Linked DNA regions of Homo sapiens: region 1 is linked to region 2. A link is a contact called in ENCODE Hi-C or POLR2A ChIA-PET data. All regions are on one chromosome and are shown on one strand. The core of a region is the stretch at or near the end of the contact, and the rest is flanking DNA. Distances in the headings are between cores, read along the strand shown.

Region 1 (5,430 bases), core at 821-3,320, 35 kb after region 2:
TTGGGGCCCATGTTTTTCTTCACCCCAGCCTCCAGGGCCACATGATCCTCTGTTGGGTTGCTGGAGGGGAGGACTAAGGAGCAAACCTTGGGGCAGGAGGAATAGGGGCTCTTCAGAGTCACAAGACCCCAGAACAGGAAGGAACTTACTCCATATCCAATGTATATATAGGGAAATGGAGGATCACTATCACAATAATGTAGCTTAATTTTCATTTTAGAGCAGACTATGAGAGAGCAGAGTCACCAAAGAGTTTGCTTGAGTAGGAGTATCAACACTATTGAGCAGGGCAGTTAAGTGGCAGCTCTTGAAGAGGTAAGTGCAAGAGAGGTTGAAGGATGCAAAAGGCATGCATGATTTTCACAATAGAATAAAACACAGTAAAAACAGAAAGTTGCAAAGTTGTTGATGGGCAGAAGGAACAGGGCAGTTCTCAAAAAAACTCCCTCAAAAAGAAAAAGGCATCACTACCTCAACCCACTGGTCTGATGTCCCAGTCAGGCTCACCATTGTCTCCGTCTATAGACCCAGCTGTTTCCATGCTTTGGAACGAATGAGTATGGGATGCGAGCAAGGCATTGGCAGCTCAGTCTCTCTCAGCCTCAGTATGGAGTAGGAGGGGAGTTATTTGCTGCAGATAGGGCTACCATATATAGTTGTGCAGGCTGTGAACTGCATAAAGGTACTCAGCCAAGAGGGTTAAGTAGGAATGGAAATCCAGCCCATGTTCTGCTCCCCAAACCATGTTCCCTGGTGCAAGACTAAGTGGACCTGGATGAAGGGATACATTTTTCATCTGATAAAGCTATAGTGTTTGTGGGGCTGCATTCACCCAGAAGGAGTAACTTTTTCTGAGCTTTTTACACAAAGGCACTGAGTAGACTACTGCCATCAGCCAGTGCCCTATGGCAACCCATCCCTAGGCTCCTAACTTCCCCCACTGAGGCTCTTCCAGTGTACCCTGGACCCAGGCTGAGACCTTTTGTTCTTGGCAGCCACTTTCTGAGCACAAAAGCAGAAAATCCAGTGAGGCAGGTCTCTTGGGGTCTGGGGCTCACCCTCATGATGGCTCCCAGAATTCTGGGCTTTCTCAGCCCTGGATTTTCTGCCCTTGTGCTCTACCCACCTGTTTGGCTCAGCCACCACATCTTGGATGCTCGTTTTCTTCCTGGCAGAATGGTGCCAACTGTCTGTCTGCATCGTGACTCTGACTGCTGTGTCCCCTGTTTTCTGTGCTCTGCCCTCCCAGCTGCCCCTCTGTAATCAGCTGTCACAGCCAGAACACATCCTGGGTCTGTAGGGCCTAATGCGGGCGTGGGGTAGGGGTGGGGTTCGCTGAGCTCCCTCTCTTGCTCTCTGCCTGCCTATCTGGATGGAGGCCTCCTGTTGGTGCTTTTCACTGCAAAAGAACATATACACTGGGTGTGCAAGGGGGGTGACAGTGGCCAGGGGCTCTCAGCTGGAGAGCTTTGTTATGTCCACATAGTGCCCTATCAAGACCCCACCAGACACTCACTCACCCTCCCTGGGCTGCAGGGGAGGGGCTGTGGCAGGGCCAGGAACTGGCTGTAGAAACCCCCATGGGGTGGTGGGGGTGGGGAGTCAGGTGGGTCCTTGAGATCAGAGTAGCTCCTTCTGGCTACGCTCGAAGCCCACTGCCCCCACTTTCCTATAGCACAGGCCCAAAGCTTCCAAATGAGTTCACTGGGCCCTCCCAGGGGCTTGCGGATTATGGTGCCAGATGGGCCCAAGGCAAACTGCCCAACCCAGTGCTGCTGGGGAAGAAAGGGGCCTCCGGTCAGAACCAGCACTGGGCCAGGCAGCAGGGAGGTAACAGGGAGGGAGCTGGATTCCCTAACCCTCTTCTCTCTGAAAGGCTAGCGTCTTCTCAGCTGAGCTCCATCAAGTGAGGACTAGCAAAAGCCCTTGAATTAAGAAGAATGTGAATGGAACAGCTAAGCATTCTCCCTCTCTGCCTCCTCCCTCCTCCCCAAATCCCAGAAAGGGAGAGAGCAAGACAGTAGAAGAAGGGGCGGGGAAAGAAAGCAGAGGGCCTGCCATCAATCTCCTGCCCTGACAAGCTGCGTCATCGCTGGCTCCAGCTGGCTCCCCTGGGGCTAGGGGGAGGGGAGCCTGGTGTGGGTCTTAACTAGGAGGAGCAGGGGAAAAGAGAGATGAGAAGTAGTCCAGGTACTGGGTCTTAGAGCCAGGGCAGAAGGCTGAGGTGCCTATCCATGGATCGCCAAAAATAGAAAAGTCCAGTAACCTGGGGTCCTTTAGGGAGGGTACAGACCAGGGCAGGTCCAACTGGGAATAGATACTGGTCAGGCAGCCATGCTTTGTAGAGTCCAGCAATAGTCTCTGCTGCCTCTGAAGAATAGAAGCTGCTCGTTTTCCCCGTGCCTGCTTCAGCATCACCCTTCACCTCCAGGACTACTGACAGTTCAGTCAACCTCCCAGAGGTGGGTGTCAATCCCAAAGAATATGATTGGCTAATTGGGAAAGCCAAAGATCTGGTTGTGGCAAGATGCGAGACTTATGAAGGGAAGGGAACCCCAGATTCTGTTTGTTCTGTATCAGAAATGTCTGTTTCCTGGTTCTTCTGAACTCTCTTGGAAAGAACCGCATACCCTGAAAGAATGTTCCAATTTAGTCACGCCAGTGGGCTAGGCCAACCAAGTAACTTGGTAAGGGGGAAGGAAAGGGGAAGGCACACGAATGAAGTGAGCTTCTTGTGCATGGAGCTTGGGTTCCTCTGCTGGTGAGACAGTTCCTCAGGAAACTGATTTAGGACTGGGCGAGTCTTTGCAGGGACTGCAAAGACTGCAGGACTGTGCCTGTCAGGATTTTCTTTTCGGGAGAAGGGGTGGCTCTGGGGAAAAGATTGAGGCCAAGGAAAGAGTTCCCAAACAAGCATGTCCCAGCTACTGAGAAGGATCCTGGACCAAATTATGTTTCAGTTCTATTCAGATGTAGCAACAGTTTCAATTTTATTCAACCACGTTAGAAAATATGCAGGTTTCTTCCTGGGTTTAATTGGCTTCCTAGGTTTTAAAAAGCACCTCAGTGCTGTGTTCAATAAGATAGGTATCTGTGAAGTTCTAAAACGGTGTAACAAATTAACAGGTTTCATTCTGACTTAGAGCCTCATCTGATCAATTTTAGCTCCTGCCCCTGAGTAAATTATCTTGAGAAAGGGGAGCTGTGACCACCTGGTCCCTGCCAGTACCCTCTGAGGCCTCATTTTATCTCATCCCCTTAAGCCAGGCCATTACCCCAGTGCTGAGGGCAGGAGTGGAAGGAAGCAGGGATATAGGGAAAAGAGAACTGGTCCTTTTTGCTTGGTCCCATCCCACTTAATAGCTTTCCCACTGAAGAGCATTCATTTGTCACCTTTAGTTCCAGGGGGTAAGGCAGGATGATCCATCCCTCAGGCACCAGCCTATAAAAACCAGGGAATTGGCACCTGCAATCGGCCATTCTCTGCCTTTGTCTTCTCTGGCCGCGACTAAACTGCTGCTAAAATGCTGACTCCTGCCTTGTCCATGACGGAGTGAGCTTTTAACTGGTAGCTTGGCCTATCAAGCTTACTTTATTCAAGCTGCATAAAATGCTGGAAAAGTAAAGAGCTAGGAGGGACTGTGGAGGATTGGGGAGGAAGACACGGTTGGATGTGAAAAGAGCCCTGGAGGCCTGGGACACGCCTGACCCTTTCCTGGGTGCCATCTCCAGTGATCCCAGAAGAATGGGCTCAACTGTTCCAGATATTTCTCAGACTTACATCTTCAGTAATCAGCTTCATGGTTATCTACCCACATGGTGTGCTTTGAGGATCTCCACAGGTCCCTTCTGACCACAAAATATTTTCTCCATGCTTTGCCAAGATCCCTGAAAATTATTGCGTTGGGTCAAGGCATTGTCCTCCAAAGACCTTTGTTAAAATGTACATTTTTTAATTTACATCCATATTTTTTCTGAAGGTTTTATATTTTAGCTGTTATATTTAGGTCTTTGGTCCATTTTGGATTGAGCTTTGTATATGGGATAAAGGAAGGGTCCAACTTTTTCTTTGCACGTGGATATCCAGTTGTCCCAGTACCATTTGTTGAAGAGATTATTCTTTTGCCATTGAAAGTTCCTGCCACACTTGTCAAAGAATCGATTGACTGTAGATAAATGGGTTTATTTGTAGATGCTCATTCTTGCATATGTCCATTCTTATGCCTGTACCACAGTGTTTTTATTAGTGCAACTTTGTAGTAAGTTTTGAAATCTCTATTCCTTAAGAGGATGTGGTCATCTTGTGTTTTGACAGAGATTTCCTTGAATACCAAGAGCTCAAAAAAGAAATAAGTAAAAACTCTCAGTCTTTGAAAAAAAAAAGTACATTTTTGTTTTGTCTAAGGAAAGTTTTCATATAGCAGATTCACTGGGTTTTACCTGTCAAAGAGTAGGCTCACTGAGAAATGGGATCTAGGGCCGGGCATTGTGGCTCACACCTGTAATCCCAGCACTTTGGGAGGCTGAGGTGGGCGGATCACCTGAGGTCAGGAGTTCGAGACCAGCCTAGCCAACATAGTGAAACCCCATCTCTACTAAAAATACAAAAAAAAAAAAAAATAACTGAGCGTGGTGGCGGGCGCCTGTAATCCCAGTTTCTTGGGAGGCTGAGGCAGGAGAATTGCTTGAACCCTGGAGGTGGAGGTTACAGTGAGCTGAGATCGCACCGCTGCACTCCAGCCTGGGCAACAGAGCAAGACTCCATCTCAAAAAAATTTTTAAAAAATGAAAAAATAATTATCAAAAAGAAATGGGATCCAGGGAAAATAATGCTTGGTAAGAATGAAAGATAAGAGATGTTTGCAATGCAACATGGTGAGGCATAATGGGTTGAGTTGGAAGTCATAATTGCTTGGGTTGGGAGGCATTATGGACAGCCAAGAGGGAAGTCAGAGGTGAATGGCATCAGTTATGCCTGTAGTCTGGATATTCTCATGGTCTCCCCTGCCCTTCACATTGAGATAAGTTTCCTTCAAAATCCATGCTTTCCTAGATCTCTGCATTCCCAGGGAGGGCTTCCATTCTCCTTGCCCCCAACCCCACCACAGGCTTATTTATGGTTCTCTGAAAAGAAAGAGTTCCACGGAGACCAGAGTTTCTAAACTTCCACTTGAATATTGATGCCAGGCCCCATCCCACACCAGTTACACCAGAATCTCTGTGGGGACTCCCTGGGGGCATCCCCAGGTTTTAAATGCTTCCTGAGGTGATTCTAATGTGTAGCCAGAGTTAAGAAGTGCCGGTTGTCCATTTGTTTGTATCTTTTCATGTCACCCAAAACGTGGAGCTTCACTCTCTTCCTTAATCTCACCCGAATAACCATTCACCCAAGGAAATGTGTGTAGAAGGCTTAGGAGTGACAAAAGGATT
Region 2 (5,412 bases), core at 1,322-3,821:
AGAATATGAACAGAAAAAGGAACCTTTAAATAGATGACTAGGAGGCAAATTCGTTTTGAGAAAGAACGACAGCTAACATTTACTGAGACCTTTTATATCTGTTATCTCATTCAACACTTCCAATAACTCCATAAGGTAGATTCTGCCATCGTCTTCATTTCACAGGTAAGGCTTAAAGAAGTTAAGTGAGCTACCTGAGATCACATCACTAGTAAGAAGCAGATTCTGAAAGCCATGCACCTAATCGCTATCCTAAACCAGACAGTGCCTCACTGGTCACCCAGGAGCCCTCAGATGTGCATTTGTCCAGTGACACAGTTCCTCTCAATACTCTTTCCTGCTTCACCACCCCTTCTTTATTTTGTTTACCACAAAGCAGCTTGAATGGAGCCTGAGCATGTGCTTTGAGTGAGCCCAGAAAGCAGCAGAGGAGGGCCAATCAGATTCGTGAGAGGCATTTATTTTAGTTCTTAACCCATGAGCTTTATTGTAATAACTGATACAAACCAATTTGTTGGGACCTGTGTTATTAATATTAATAAAGACTGAACTAGGTGAGGCTCAGGAGACCCTGGAGGGGATCCCACCTCCTGAGACACCACCCCAAGAAAATCTGCCAGGGACAGTCTGGCTGGAAATATTATTATTCATACTGGACAGCTGGTTCCTGGCTCCCTCTCCAGTCCCTGGAGATGGGAGGCCAATTCTTCCCTGTTTCTCTTCATCTCTTTCCTTCAGAAGGATTAGAAATAAAGTCTGAGTCACTTTTCTGGCTAGCCTTTTTTTTTTTTTTTTGCACTAGCTCAGTGTGTCTGTGGCCCCACATGTGACTGACTCCATGTGTGTCCCTTTGTGTGTGCTGTGTTCCTCAGAGCATCTTCTCAGGTTGGGCTCTGCCTGTGCATTTGCAGGGAATGTTGTGTGTTTCTCTCCCTGCATGTCTTCACTTTCACTTGTCATCCGCTTTTAATAATTCCATCAGCTTGGTTTACCAGCTTAGGCTACTCCCATCCAGATGCAGGGAATTTCCATCCTTTTTTCAAGGTGGGAAGTGCCAGGAAGAAAGCAAAAGTGTGCTCAGTGGACCGATGGCCAAATCTGCTAGTCAGCTACTCCACTGCTGAGCCCAGCTGTGGGAAGCCACGGAGCCCTGTGCCCGGAGCTCTCCTCTGTATCCTGGAAATTCCGTGCAGCCTAGGAGAACAGCCCTTGTCCCACAATTGCCCCTCAGTAGCCCTCCGGCCTCTTCTGAAGCTTTAACCAAGTGCTTGAAAAGAACCGAAAGTGAGGAAATATTCCAACTAGAATGGATCCCTTTGTGCCAACAGCCTCCTTTAGAGTTCAGGAACACAGAGGAAATCGAGGAGGGCTGACTTTTCACCTTAGAACTCACAAGGCCCAAATGTGCCAATGTTTAACTGTCTCTCCGAGGTGCTTCTGACACCCGGAAATTCACCATGTATTTGGCATCACCAGGAGCTCCTCAACTCCACTGCTTCCTCCTGCTTCTCTCTTCCCTGGCCTTAACTTCACCACCCAGACCCACTGTCCAGCTTCCCAGTCTCTCTGGGTCCCCACTGAGGCTGCCCTTTTTGGGGAAGGAAGAGTGGCCTTTTTTCTTGGCCCTCAAAACTCCTCTGAAGGGGTCTGGAGCCCGCTGGGAGACCAAGAGCTTCTCTTGAATCTCGGCTGCTGCATGTTTAGTATTCACAGCATGTCTCTAAAAAACGTCCTGAGATCATTCATCAGGCACTGTGCTGTGTGCCTAGCTGCTCTCCTTCCGGGTGTGTGTGTGTGGCCAGGACCCTCCCTCCATCTGCTGGTGAACACACATGCACACACACCTTAACCTTTTTCCCTTTTCACCAAACCAATCGCATTTTCTAAGCAGACCTTTGCCAGCTGGCAGATCGCTCCCTTACTGAGGTGGGCTCCTGGCGTTGGGCCTGGGCTCGAAGCCGCTCACACTCCAGTGCTGGGGAGAGGCGCTGAGAGCAGGAGCCCGAGCCGAAACTCAAGGTGCGTGTGGATGTTTGCGATGGTGACCAGGAGGGGAGCTGCAGGGAGGGCATCCCCAGCAGAAGGCGAGCAAACAAGGGGCGAGAAGCAAGGTCAGGGGCCAGGGAACGGAGTCTCCGAAGCAAGCGTTCCTGCTGCCCCTTCTCCGCAGTTCACTCCCCGCCCCCCTTTCCCGGGTTCACTTTGGAAATTGGCTTGCCCTCTCGGCAGCCAGCAGTTCCCGGCAGAGTCCGGCCGTAACGGTCAGATTCAAGAAGTGAGGCAGCGCCAGGCTGGGTGGCTGGGTTGCTGGGTTGTTCTTGGGAGATTCTTTCCCCAATTGTCAATTTTTTGCTTATTTTTAGTAGTGACCCGAGCCAGGAACTGCGCCTTTAAGCCGCTTTCCCATTCGGGGAAATCGACGCCAGCACTCGAGGGTCGGGAGGCGCCGGAGAGGCCCCTCATTCTGCACTCCCCTCTTTCCTCCCCCTCCCCCTCCCCCCGCCCCTTCTCCCCTCCCCTCCTCGGCCGTCCGGCCGCCTCGCCGCCATCCGTCACCTCGCAGCCTGCCGCACTCCTGGAGCGAGAGAGCGACGAGCGAGCCACGGCGATGGTGCCGCCCGCGGCGCAGCCATGAAGCCCGCCCGAGGAGCCCGCGCGCGCTCCTGCCATCCTGCCCGCAGCCCGCCGCCTGCGCGCCAGCTCCCCGCGTCCCGGGCCAGCTGCTGCCGCCCTGCCAACCTCTGCCCGCCCCGCCGCCCGGCGCCACTGAGCCCCAAGCCCATGCCGGGCTCGGGGGCACGGGTGCCCTAGTCCCGCTGCCGCCGCCGCCGCCGCCGCCGCTGCGCCGCCGCTGCCGCGCCGCTGAGGAGGCGGAGGAGGAGGAGGAGGAGGAGGAAGAGGAGGAGGAAGAGGAGGGGGAGGAAGGTAAGAGGCGCGCTGCCTTCAGGGGGGCGCGCCCGCTGTCTCAGCCCAACCGGGGGTGGGTCGCGGCGGGAGCGTTCCGCCCCGGGCCGGCTGGGGGGCGACTGGCGCTTGGGCGCCCCCGGGAGCCGGGGGCAGGGCGGGGGGCGCCGAACGTCTGGCCGCCCGGAGTTTGGGCGGGCGGGGTAACGGCCCGTTGCGTGCCCACTGCCCCGGCGAGTCTCTGGCTTGGCGGGCTCGTTTGGCCTCCGCGGGTGCGGGGTGAGGAGTCGAGCGCAGGGGAGTGCAGCGCGTTCATTATGGAGCCTTTGTGTGCGCGCCTGGGCTGTGGGCACAGTTGGGAGAGCTGGCGAGACGCGGGGCCTGGCTGCTAGGAGGTGGCCACTTAGCCGGGGTGCCCGGCGAAGCCCGAGCCCAGGGGCTGCCAGAAACAGCTGTCTGAAGCATGTGCGTGGTTCCCGGGGCCATGTTCACAAGCGGACACGGAGGCGCACACACACGCACACACAGCCGCACAACATACCCGGCGCTCAGCCACACAGTCAGCCCCATGCAAAGACCACACACACACACACACACACACACACACACACACACACAGAGAGAGAGAGAGAGAGCGCGAGCTACACTTGCCCCCTCCCACCAAGATGCTAATAAAGCTCAAACACATATACAGATACATGCACCTCCCCCTAGCGCTGCTAAAACATGCACACACAAACACACTCCTCTACTCCCCAGCCTAGTGCTTTGGAGGTTGGAGAGTGTGTGTGTGTATGTGAGTGTGTGTGTGTTTTCTCAGAGTGGTCTTGAGAAACTACATGACAACTGCACATTACTGCAGATCCAGTACCTGCTGCTTCCCCCCAATACACACCCAGCAACCCCCCGTCACACGCAGCTACTGTAGACACCTCCACCAGAGCCCTTAAGAACCCCATTCTGGCAAAAAGCGTGCCCAACTCTGGTAGTCATACCCTCCACGCTCGAGCTGTTGGGTTTCCTGCACACACACACCACAGCCCCATACACACACACTGAAACCACTGCAGGGGCAAATGTTTGACACCTTCCCCCAGAAGCAGGTGGCACCTCCACCCTTGCAGCTGCAACTAAAGAGCCCCAGATGACAGCAAACGCCGAATTCTGCTAGACCTGCCCCTCCCCTTGGCATCTTGGTCCAGGTGCAAAACCCTGGAGTCCACCGGGTGGTCTTAGCATCCTGCAGCTCTTACGGAGGGCGGGGCAGTCTCTGGACTCCTGCCTTCGGAGGAACTGCTATAAGCGCAAGGCTCCCTTGGGGGCGCCCTTCTCGAAGTGGAGGGTGGGGGATTCTATGCTGACTCAGAGCGAAGCACCAAGTGAGTTTTCCCAGCTGGAGACCGGGGTAAATGGCGAACTCCACCTGGGCCTAGAGGACCCGGGATAGTGTGCCAGTTCAGCCACAGAGGCCCTCAGCTTGGAGGCCCTGCCCCTCCCTCGCCTTCCTTGCCCATGAAGCTCACTGCAGGAGAAGCAGGGGGAACCCAGCTGCCAGCTTCTTGGGAGCTAAGAGAGGCTTTTCGGGAAGCCTTTGCTGTTTCCGCTGAGCAAAGAGATCTTGCTCTACCCGGGGAGACCTCAACAAGACTTGGCCGTGCCCAAGCAAACATGCCAGCGTCTACCCAATTTCATGGCTTGTTTTTTTGTTTGTTTGTTTTTGTATTTCATGTGAAAGGACTAATTCAACCTTAGCAGCTTGTCATGAAGGCACCCCTGAGGTTAAATAAGGCATAATGTATTGTGGATGGGGGAAACAAGGTTGAGGGGAGCAAGGACTAGTGGGTTTTACTGTTTTAAGTAGAGATGCGGAGTTAGAATGTAGACCGTGGTAAAATCGTGACGGCGATGGCTTCTACGTCAGAGCCCCTTCCCTGCTCCTGCCCCTCCCGTCGGCTGCTCAGGGCTCCTCTGGGTCCTCTCCCCCGCCCCCTTAGATTATTTAGGCGGGGCTTTGCTCACTGCTCGGGCAAATTTGATGACAGAATCCCTGCCAGGCCAAGGTGTTAATAGCTGATAGAGGTTTACTGCTTACACCTCACAGGTAACATTTGCATTTTTAAAGGACACAGAGGAGTGACTCTGTTGGTGGGGCTTTCAGGCACCTGTGGCAGGACTCAGGCAGGAGCAGTTTGTGGACAACCTCATCTGTCTACTCTACTGTCTGTGCCTAGGCCAGAGTTATGGGTGATGTGTGTGTGGGAGTGAGGGTGTCAGAAGGTGAGATGTAATTGTGGAGGGTTTTGAGGCCCACAAAGAGAAGGTTTCAATTGACTTGAGAGGCAATTGGGAGCCACTGCCAGATTCTGAGAAAGGAGGGAATAAGATATAAGCAGGAAAGAAACACTCATTGCTGCATGTGGAGAGAATATCCCCTATCTCTCGCTGGCACCCAACACCACAACCGCCTTGCAGTTGTGGGCTGAAGGCCACCAGGGAGAGGAGACTGGC

Evidence for each region. A loop is a pair of places that touch in the nucleus more often than their neighbours do. ChIA-PET counts read pairs that join two places held with the same protein, here RNA polymerase II (POLR2A). Pooled maps may share reads with other maps.
Region 1: a loop to region 2 is called in a map with no recorded cell type, with 2.0 times the contacts of the local background. The contact joins the enhancer-like site here to the promoter of FRMPD3 in region 2. A Hi-C loop is called at or near these places in 4 of 168 maps with a recorded cell type or tissue (GM12878, OCI-LY7, breast epithelium and 1 more), 2 of 37 single-sample maps with no recorded cell type and 2 of 50 pooled maps. POLR2A ChIA-PET finds 5 or more read pairs at or near these places in 6 of 52 experiments (Caco-2, GM12878, H1 and 3 more).

What each region holds. Positions count from the first base shown.
Region 1 is chrX:107,482,486-107,487,915 of GRCh38, forward strand. All of the region lies in intron 1 of FRMPD3 (FERM and PDZ domain containing 3), which reads left to right. Among named protein-coding and RNA genes, the nearest start is that of FRMPD3, 36 kb to the left of the region's middle. RefSeq lists an enhancer at 1,590-2,148. Within about 2 kb of position 2,071, at least 2 of the 41 ENCODE cell types and tissues checked have a DNase peak (open chromatin) inside an H3K27ac peak, as active enhancers do.
Region 2 is chrX:107,447,081-107,452,492 of GRCh38, forward strand. FRMPD3 (FERM and PDZ domain containing 3) reads left to right here and starts at 2,572. Exons shown (of 15, transcript NM_001388459.1): 1 at 2,572-2,925. RefSeq lists enhancers at 1,444-1,944, 3,779-4,693.